Linked DNA regions of Homo sapiens: region 2 is linked to region 1. The links are chromatin contacts, found by Hi-C or POLR2A ChIA-PET in ENCODE. All regions are on one chromosome and are shown on one strand. Each heading gives the region's core, a stretch centred on a gene start or an enhancer-like site at or near the end of the contact. The rest is flanking DNA. Distances are from core to core; before and after follow the strand shown. Region 1 holds the start of BLOC1S2 (biogenesis of lysosomal organelles complex 1 subunit 2). Region 2 holds the start of SFXN3 (sideroflexin 3).

Region 1 (3,746 bases), core at 644-3,143:
ATGTCTTCCTACTTCCCAGTGAATCCTATTCTTATCCTTTGTGCATCCCAAGATTTGTTGCTAGCACCCATGGGTTTCTCGTTTTCCCCCACAGAGGTTCCCTATAAAAGAGAAGAGGAAGCCTTAGAGGAGAGGAGACTCTCCCGTGGTGAGATTCCAACGTTGCAGAGGAGTTAAGTGTGAGGCACTCCCGGAGCAAAGTCTATGAAGGATCTTCTGCAAGAGGCTGCCTCCTGGTCCACTGAACCTGGAAACTGAGTGGGCTTTAACCAGGAGATAAAAATGGAGCCTGAAGGGAATCAGGCAAGGAAATGAACTCAGGATTCAGAGATCTTTGAATTAATATGTGGTGGGTTCTGACATTATTCTTCCATAAGACCATGTGGGTTTCCATGGTGGCTATCAATAAAACTCCTTAGGAAAACTTGGACTTTGCATTTGCTTCTGGTATTATAGAGGGAAGAAAGGCTGAAATTGTGGGTCATCCATGTGCCTGGGCTGGAATAGGTTCATGCTCTCTAGGAGGTATAGAGTAGGTGCAGTGATGTGAAGGAGCTGGGCTATAAGAACTTCTAGGCCTAGCACAGTGACTCACGCTTGTAATCCCAGCACTTTGGGAGGCTATGTTGGGTGGATCACTTGAGGCCAGAAGTTCCAGACAAGCCTGGGCAAAATGCTGAAATCCTGTCTTTAATAAAAATACAAACAAATTAGCCAGGTGTGGTGGCGCGTGCCTGTTATCCCAGCTACTTGGGAGGCTGAGGCATGAGAATCGTTTGAACTCGGGAGGTGGAGGTTGCAGTGAGCTGAGCCGAGATCACGTTACTGTACTCCAGCCTGGGTGACAGAGCGAGACTCTGTTTCAAAAAAAAGAACTTCTGGCTCGCAGGAATGGCTTGAAATAGTGGCTACTATGGTTGCACCATAGGAAAAGTGGGGACAGGTGACAAGTGAGACTCAGTCCTCAGGGTGGAGACAGTCAGGGTAGGAGGGCTGGGGATAAGGGGTAGCTGGCGTGTGTGTGTATGTACTGGCATCGGGGTGGGGTGAGAGGGTGCAGAGGGAGGATAACCAGGGATAAGAAAAGAAACTACCAAGATTTTGGGTGTCCAGGAGCCTGCCTGAGGCCTGCTGAATATCTCCTATCCCTTCTTCTGTGGCCTTTATCCCTCCTCATTTTGCACCTTCAATTGCTCCCCAGTCACTTCTTCTCATCCATCTCTTTCACTCACTCCTGTTCTCCCATCCCATTAAGTACTCTGTACACCTAGGAGGCTTGTGAAACAGCTTAAATGCAATTAAGATAACCAGAGTGTATCCTCAGCCCTAAAAAAGTTACAGTCTAAGCTTTCTTCAAGGAAGGCTGTATCAACTGAAGAGAAGTAGATGCCTGCCTGCAGTTTAAGAAATAGGGGCCAGTGAGTTGGTGTTAACTCAGGACATTGGGAGGGACAGTATTTAGGACCAGGGATCAATGCCTGAAGGTTTCCCAAAGTGTGGACGAGACAACCTGTAAAACTTTGGATTCCCTGAGCAATCTTTTGATGACTAACTCCAGTGCGGAGTGTCAGGAGAGCGGGCAATCCGTCTTCAGTGGTTTTGGTCAGCAGGCCACAAACAGGGTTGACTATTCCCAGACGGGTCGTGAGTGGTACAAGATGAGTGATCCCTCCAGGGTGTGACTGTAGGGATGAGCTCGCCCTCAGTCCCAGACGTCGCGACTGTTGGCAGTGGATCAATTCACAACAGCCTGGCGTAGCTTCAATTTCGGCTCCGGAATCGCCCTTTGCTGTGTCATAGACCTGAGGCTGGACTGGACCGCTAGGCGCAGGACTGCAGGGCCGGCCGGGTGGGCGGGGCACACCCAGTGCGCATGCGCAGCACCCCGGCCCGGAAACAGCGCGGGGTCCGCTATGGCGGCGGCAGCCGAGGGCGTACTGGCGACCCGGAGTGATGAGCCCGCCCGAGGTACCCGGAATGGATGGGGAGGAAGCGTCCGGTGGGGGGCCTGGGGCTCCGTCTCGGGTGGGCGAGGTTGAGTGTGTGGTGGCTCACCTGGCAGGAACGGGCTGGTGAGAGGAGTGCACTTGTCGCTGCGCGCGAGTGTTTGTCCTGTCAGGGTGACTGGGATGGTGCCAGGATGAGCGGGGGTGCCGGGTATGGGCGAGGGGCGGTGCGAGGGAGGCGAGTTGATGTGTCAGATGGGCAGGGACGCAGTGAAGGACTTGAAATTATGGCAGATGGAGAATGGAGCCGACTTGATGGAATGAAGGCAAGTGGAGGGATGTCGGAACAGGCTGCTTTGGCTGGATTAGCACCGGGTGTAGGCGGGACACTTAGTCATTCTCCCTTGGCCCAGACGATGCCGCCGTGGAGACAGCTGAGGAAGCAAAGGAGCCTGCTGAAGCTGACATCACTGAGCTCTGCCGGGACATGTTCTCCAAAATGGCCACTTACCTGACTGGGGAACTGACGGGTGAGGCGGGGTCTGGGTTGATTCGGGTGCGGTTTGGCCCAGGAGGCCTGGGAGATGGTTAGCAGCATCAGTCTGCAGCTCCCTTCCTACCCTGCATGCCCTGAGACAGGCCTGTTGGAAGTTGGGGGAGGCCATGAATGGGAGAGAAAGAAAATACAACTCTGCAGGCCTCTGTAACATAGACTAATGAGAAAACAATAACAAAAAAGAGTTCATATCCAGCAACAGTAATCAAGAAGTGCTTCCTTGGGGAAAGTGTATTTTGAGCAGGGTTGTGAAGGGAATTATTGGTGGAAAAGGGGGAGATGATACAACTAGCGAATGAGGTGGTATGTGCAAGCAGTGTGTTTGGCTAAAGCAGAAGATGTGTTTACCGGGATAAAGAGAAATGAAATTGAGGAACGGGGAGTGACCTGCAGATTTAGGGACCTATTAGTTTGGTCTGAGGATTTGATAACCCATCCTTTGGGACATGACTAGTGTTTGATCGTTTCCAAGTGGACACATGACCTATGTGTGGAGGAGGATCAGAAAGTGAAGTATGGGCAGGGCGCGGTGGCTCATGCCTTTAATCCCAGAGGCCGAGGCTGGTGGATCACTTGAGGTCAGGAGTTTGAGACCAGCCTGGGCAAAATGGCGAAATCCTGTCTCCACTAAAAATACAAAAATTAGCCGGCCGTGGTGGCGGGCGCCTGTAATCCCAGCTACTGGGGAGACTGGGGCAGGAGAATCGCTTGAACCCAGGAGGTGGAGGTTGCAGGTTGCAGTGGACTGAGATCACACCACTTGCACTCCAGCCTGGGCGACAGAGTGTGACTCCATCTCAAAAAAAATGAGAAAGAAAAAAGAAAAAGAAAGAAAGTGAAGTCTGGTCCAGTACAGCATCTCAAAAACATTTATTAAATTGTTTCACTTCCCCAGGAAATTACTGTAAGCTAAATTTGTGAATCAGAATCTATGAGAAAAGGCTTGATACAGAATAGTAGGGGTTGTGAATCTGTAATTTTTTTTTTTCTTTTTCTGTTTTTAAGAGACAGGGTCTCACTATGTTGCCTGGGCTGGTCTTGAACTCCTGAGCTCAAGTGATCCTCTTTCCATCTATTTTGGTTGATGGCACCACCCAGGCTTAAAACCCCAGATACATCTTAGTCTGCTTCCATCCCTCAATATCTACTTGAACAAGTCCTATAAATTCCACTTCTGTAATGTTCTTGCACCCATGCTCTCCTTTCCATTCCTTTTACCACCACTCTGCCTGAGATCTTCATTA
Region 2 (3,746 bases), core at 1-2,500, 740 kb before region 1:
CGCTTTCCATCGCTCTCTGAAGCTCTCAGAACCGCCTTCCTCTCTGCCTCCGCTGTCGCCGCCGGGCCCTCCCAGCCATCACGCGGGACGTCACGCGTGACGCCGACCAGCAGGGAGGGGCAGGAGCTTCCCGGCCGCGCCCACCCGGTGGGCACGGGGATTGGCAGAACCTGAGGGCGGTGGGTGTCATTCGAGGCGATGCCCCCAGCCTGGGCCACCTGGACCAGGCCCTAAGCTGCTTCCCAGAGCCAATCCCACCTCGGGGATCAGTTCTGGCCCCCTCCCCAGCCAAAGGGAGGAGGGGCTGGAGCCGCGGGCGCTGCTCCCTTGGTTTACAGTCCCCTGGCGGGCCTCAGCAGACCCCCAGCCCTGCAGCAAGCGGTCTAGGTGCCCAGAGAGAAAGCCCCGGGCGCAGGTGGGCGGTGTGGAGGGGCGGTCCTCTGCTGGCGCGCCGGGAGGGACTCGGGTTACCGCCTGGCTTGTTTACTTGATGGCTGCCTTGGCAATGGCCTTTGGCTTGCTTGTCCCCCTGGGCTCCTACCCCAGTATCCACAAGCTCCTCTTGTAGCAGCGCGGCATTCGCATCACTTCACAGCCCCGTTCCTGTCGTGCCTGTGCCTCTTCTATGTCCCCAGCCCTCTCCCTGCTCCCCCTCTGTAACCCCTAGCTCCACTGTGTCCCTGGTCTCCTTACGCTCCCAACCCCTAGCCCTGCACCCCAGACCGTAGCCCCACCCCTGAGATGTGGAGGGGCAGACGACCCCAGGAACCTCGCGGTCTGCATCCGAGCAAGTGCATCAGAAGGATTCTTAGGATTCTTCCGGTCCTGGGACCAGCTGCCCCACCCTGCGACCATTCCAGAACTGGGTAGCCAGAGACGCCTTCTGACAGAGGAGGAGGATGCAAGTGAAGAAGGCACCCCCTCCGCCACGCACATACTCACAACTCACCCAGCCACCACACAGAGCACGCCTGCAGCAAACTCAGGCTCACGTCCCGCTCTGCCCCGTGACGTCCCTCCACGGAGGCCTCAAGGGTGCCCAGGGAGGGGTGGCAATTCCAGGAGCCCCGGTAGCTGGCTCGGCTCAGAGAAGAGGTGGTTCGAGCCGGAGGGGAACAAGCCAGACCCAAGCCCTAAATTTGCGGAATGAGCTAGGGCGTCAGAACCAGAACTGGGGTGGGTAAAGAACTCCGCTGCCCGGGACCAGGTAACGCTCGGCTGTCCCTGGCGCCTAAGGGAGGTGCCGGAATAGAATGACTGGCGGCCCTACCAGCCAATGGGAGCCCGGGGCGGTGCAGGCCAGCCCAATTCCCGCAGCCTCCGCGCAGCGTGGGTGGGGTTTGCCGGCTGCGGCAGTAGCTCTCGCCTGCGGGTGGTTTGACAAGGCTGGCGGCGCCACACCAGCGACCAGGTGAGGCCGACCAGGCACAAAGGGGTGGGGGGCCTGGAGGGCCGAGTTGATGTTGGGGTGCTTCATTCTAGGTCCCAGAGCTTCTCTGAGGGAACTGGCCCTGGGTTTTGCGCGGGATGTCGTGGGACCCCTCTCCAGCAGATCCTCCCCAAAGCTTGGGAGAGGTTCATGCAGCCTCTTTAGACCCGGAGCCGCAGCCTGGAGCCCGCGGGTGTCTGGGGGTCTTCCTGGGCCTCAGCTGTCTAAGGTCCTGAAGCCCTATCCTCGAGGCCCAGCCCGCCCCACGCAGCCCCCGCCCCACCCCGGGCCACCTCCATGCCCGCATATGCATGAGAGAGGTGATGCCATGAGCTGTCCTGACCTCTCTTTTGTCTCACACCTCTCTAAGCCCCAGGGCCCGCAGTAATCCCAACTCCACTCTCAACCTCTACTGAGGACTGGGGACGGGAGTAGATGACTCAGCCCCGAGCAGGAATGAGGGGTGAAAGGTTCCCACCTGCCTTGTATAAAGTCAGCGAGAGTCCAAGATGGTGCCTGGACGGGGCAGTTCTCTGGCCTAGGGTGAGACAGGAGGGGGGCCTAAGGCATGGGAGGGCAGGATGCTTAAACCAGGGGGAGGGGTGGAAGTTTTAGGGGGCAGCAGGGGAAACATTTACACCCCTCCCTCATCCCTGCTCTCCCTGCCCAGGCCTGGAGCTCACACTTCTGAGAGGCATCGCAAGCGAGGGCCTTCACGTTACTGAGACCCCAGCCCCGCACAGAGGCTCATGGAGCTCGAAGCACGCAGGGCTGGCCTCTCCAGAGCTAGCAGATTCCTTCTGGACCTGTAGGGTGCCGCCCTAGCCCAGCCGCCATGGCGCAGGGTTTCGCAGTGGGCTTCGACCCACTGGGCCTAGGAGACCTGAGCTCCGGCTCTCTGAGCTCCCTCTCCTCCCGAGGCCACCTAGGCAGCGACTCAGGCTCCACCGCAACGCGATACCTGCTAAGGAAGCAACAACGGCTGCTGAACGGGCCCCCCCGCGGAATCCGAGCCTCATCGCCCATGGGACGCGTCATCCTCATCAACTCCCCCATCGAAGGTAGGGGCGGGACCCAGCCACTGGCCTGGGTTGGGGAGGGTGGGGGTAGGGGACAATGGGAACTCAGCAGGAGGAGGCAGAGCCAGTATGATTGGGGGAATTCAAGAGATGGGAGTCACAGGGAGGTGGCAGGCCGCCTGGGAACCCATACACTCTTCCTCACCTGCCCTTGGCCTCTCCTCCAGGCCAATCCTGCAGGGGTCCAGGGTCGTAGAAGGGTCAGAGGAGGGAAAGAAGGCCATGGCAGCAGGGACAGGCATGCGTGTGGTATGCTAGCCCCTGGTGGACAAGGCAGGGGATTGAACTGGCCTCTCTCCCATGGGCTCTGCCCTTCTCCAGATCCATTGTGTGTACTTCTGGGGGATGGGGCAGGATAAAGAAGGACATCCTCCATCAACCAGTCCATTGTGTGACAAGCTCTGTGCTGGGCTGCGAGGAGTCAGTGCCCAAGCGGGTAGACAGAATTCAGGGCTTCCGTGCTGAAGGAGGGGAATGAAGGCAGCACAGCAAATGTTCAGAAGAGGAGGGTTGAGGGTGGAGAGGGAGCTCCATCAGGGAAGGGGAGACCTAAGCTTATGTAGTTGCTTAATGCCGCTTCATGGAGCACAATTCTATACCAGCCCTGGGGAGGTGTTACAAGGGACCTAGAGAGAAATCAGGCTCCCTCTTCACCTTCCAGGAATCTACAGTGTAGCAGGACAGAGCAATAAGAACAGCTGGTGGCAGGGGTGAGCTGTCACCAACAAAGGCTGGAAGTGAAAAGCATGGAGCATGGTAGGTGGGCACTTAGGAGCCAGCCTGGCTGTAGTGACAGATGTGAGGTGACTAACAGCTGATGAGCAAGACAGGACCTAGAATGCCAGGTGCGGAGCCAGGCCCCCTGAGTCTGAGCTTTCTGTGAGCAGGACCAGATAAATATCTCCAGCTCCTCTCCTCTTTCTTAGCCAGCAGAGCTCCCCTGGCTGGATCCCAGACTGGACTGTTCAGGCCCTGCTCCTCCCCCTCTGACCCAGCAGGGCATCTCTCTTCCCCTCCCTAGGCCACTGGAGCAGGGTGGGGCATGTTGCTCAGGGAGCAGGCTTTCCTCCACCAGTGCCCTGGCACGCTCACCCCTGTCATACACCAGTCTATGCTTCACCCTCTGGTGAGCACAGGGCACTGCTGAGGGTCACCACGGTCATTCTGGTGAGGGAGCAGAAGTCCCCAGAGGAGTTAGGAGACATTGGGGAAAAGGGAAGCAGGCACCGCATAACTGT

What was found. Hi-C counts contacts between places; a loop is a spot of excess contacts on that map. ChIA-PET counts read pairs that join two places held with the same protein, here RNA polymerase II (POLR2A). Pooled maps may share reads with other maps.
Region 2: a loop to region 1 is called in a pooled map, with 6 times the contacts of the local background. The contact joins the promoter of SFXN3 here to the promoter of BLOC1S2 in region 1. A Hi-C loop is called at or near these places in 1 of 168 maps with a recorded cell type or tissue (CD4-positive, alpha-beta T cell) and 5 of 50 pooled maps. POLR2A ChIA-PET finds 5 or more read pairs at or near these places in 1 of 52 experiments (activated CD8-positive, alpha-beta memory T cell).

Annotation. Positions count from the first base shown.
Region 1 is chr10:100,284,827-100,288,572 of GRCh38, reverse strand. It overlaps BLOC1S2 (biogenesis of lysosomal organelles complex 1 subunit 2), which reads left to right and starts at 1,893. Exons shown (of 5, transcript NM_173809.5): 1 at 1,893-1,968; 2 at 2,360-2,476. The coding sequence starts at 1,914. PKD2L1 (polycystin 2 like 1, transient receptor potential cation channel) reads left to right here. Exons shown (of 16, transcript NM_016112.3): 16 at 95-424. The coding sequence ends at 177. RefSeq lists a silencer at 1,777-1,976 and enhancers at 2,267-2,566, 2,152-2,659.
Region 2 is chr10:101,028,738-101,032,483 of GRCh38, reverse strand. SFXN3 (sideroflexin 3) reads right to left here and starts at 1,250. Exons shown (of 12, transcript NM_030971.6): 1 at 950-1,250; 2 at 2-170. It overlaps PDZD7 (PDZ domain containing 7), which reads left to right and starts at 1,355. Exons shown (of 17, transcript NM_001195263.2): 1 at 1,355-1,411; 2 at 2,100-2,490. The coding sequence starts at 2,265. RefSeq lists an enhancer at 728-937.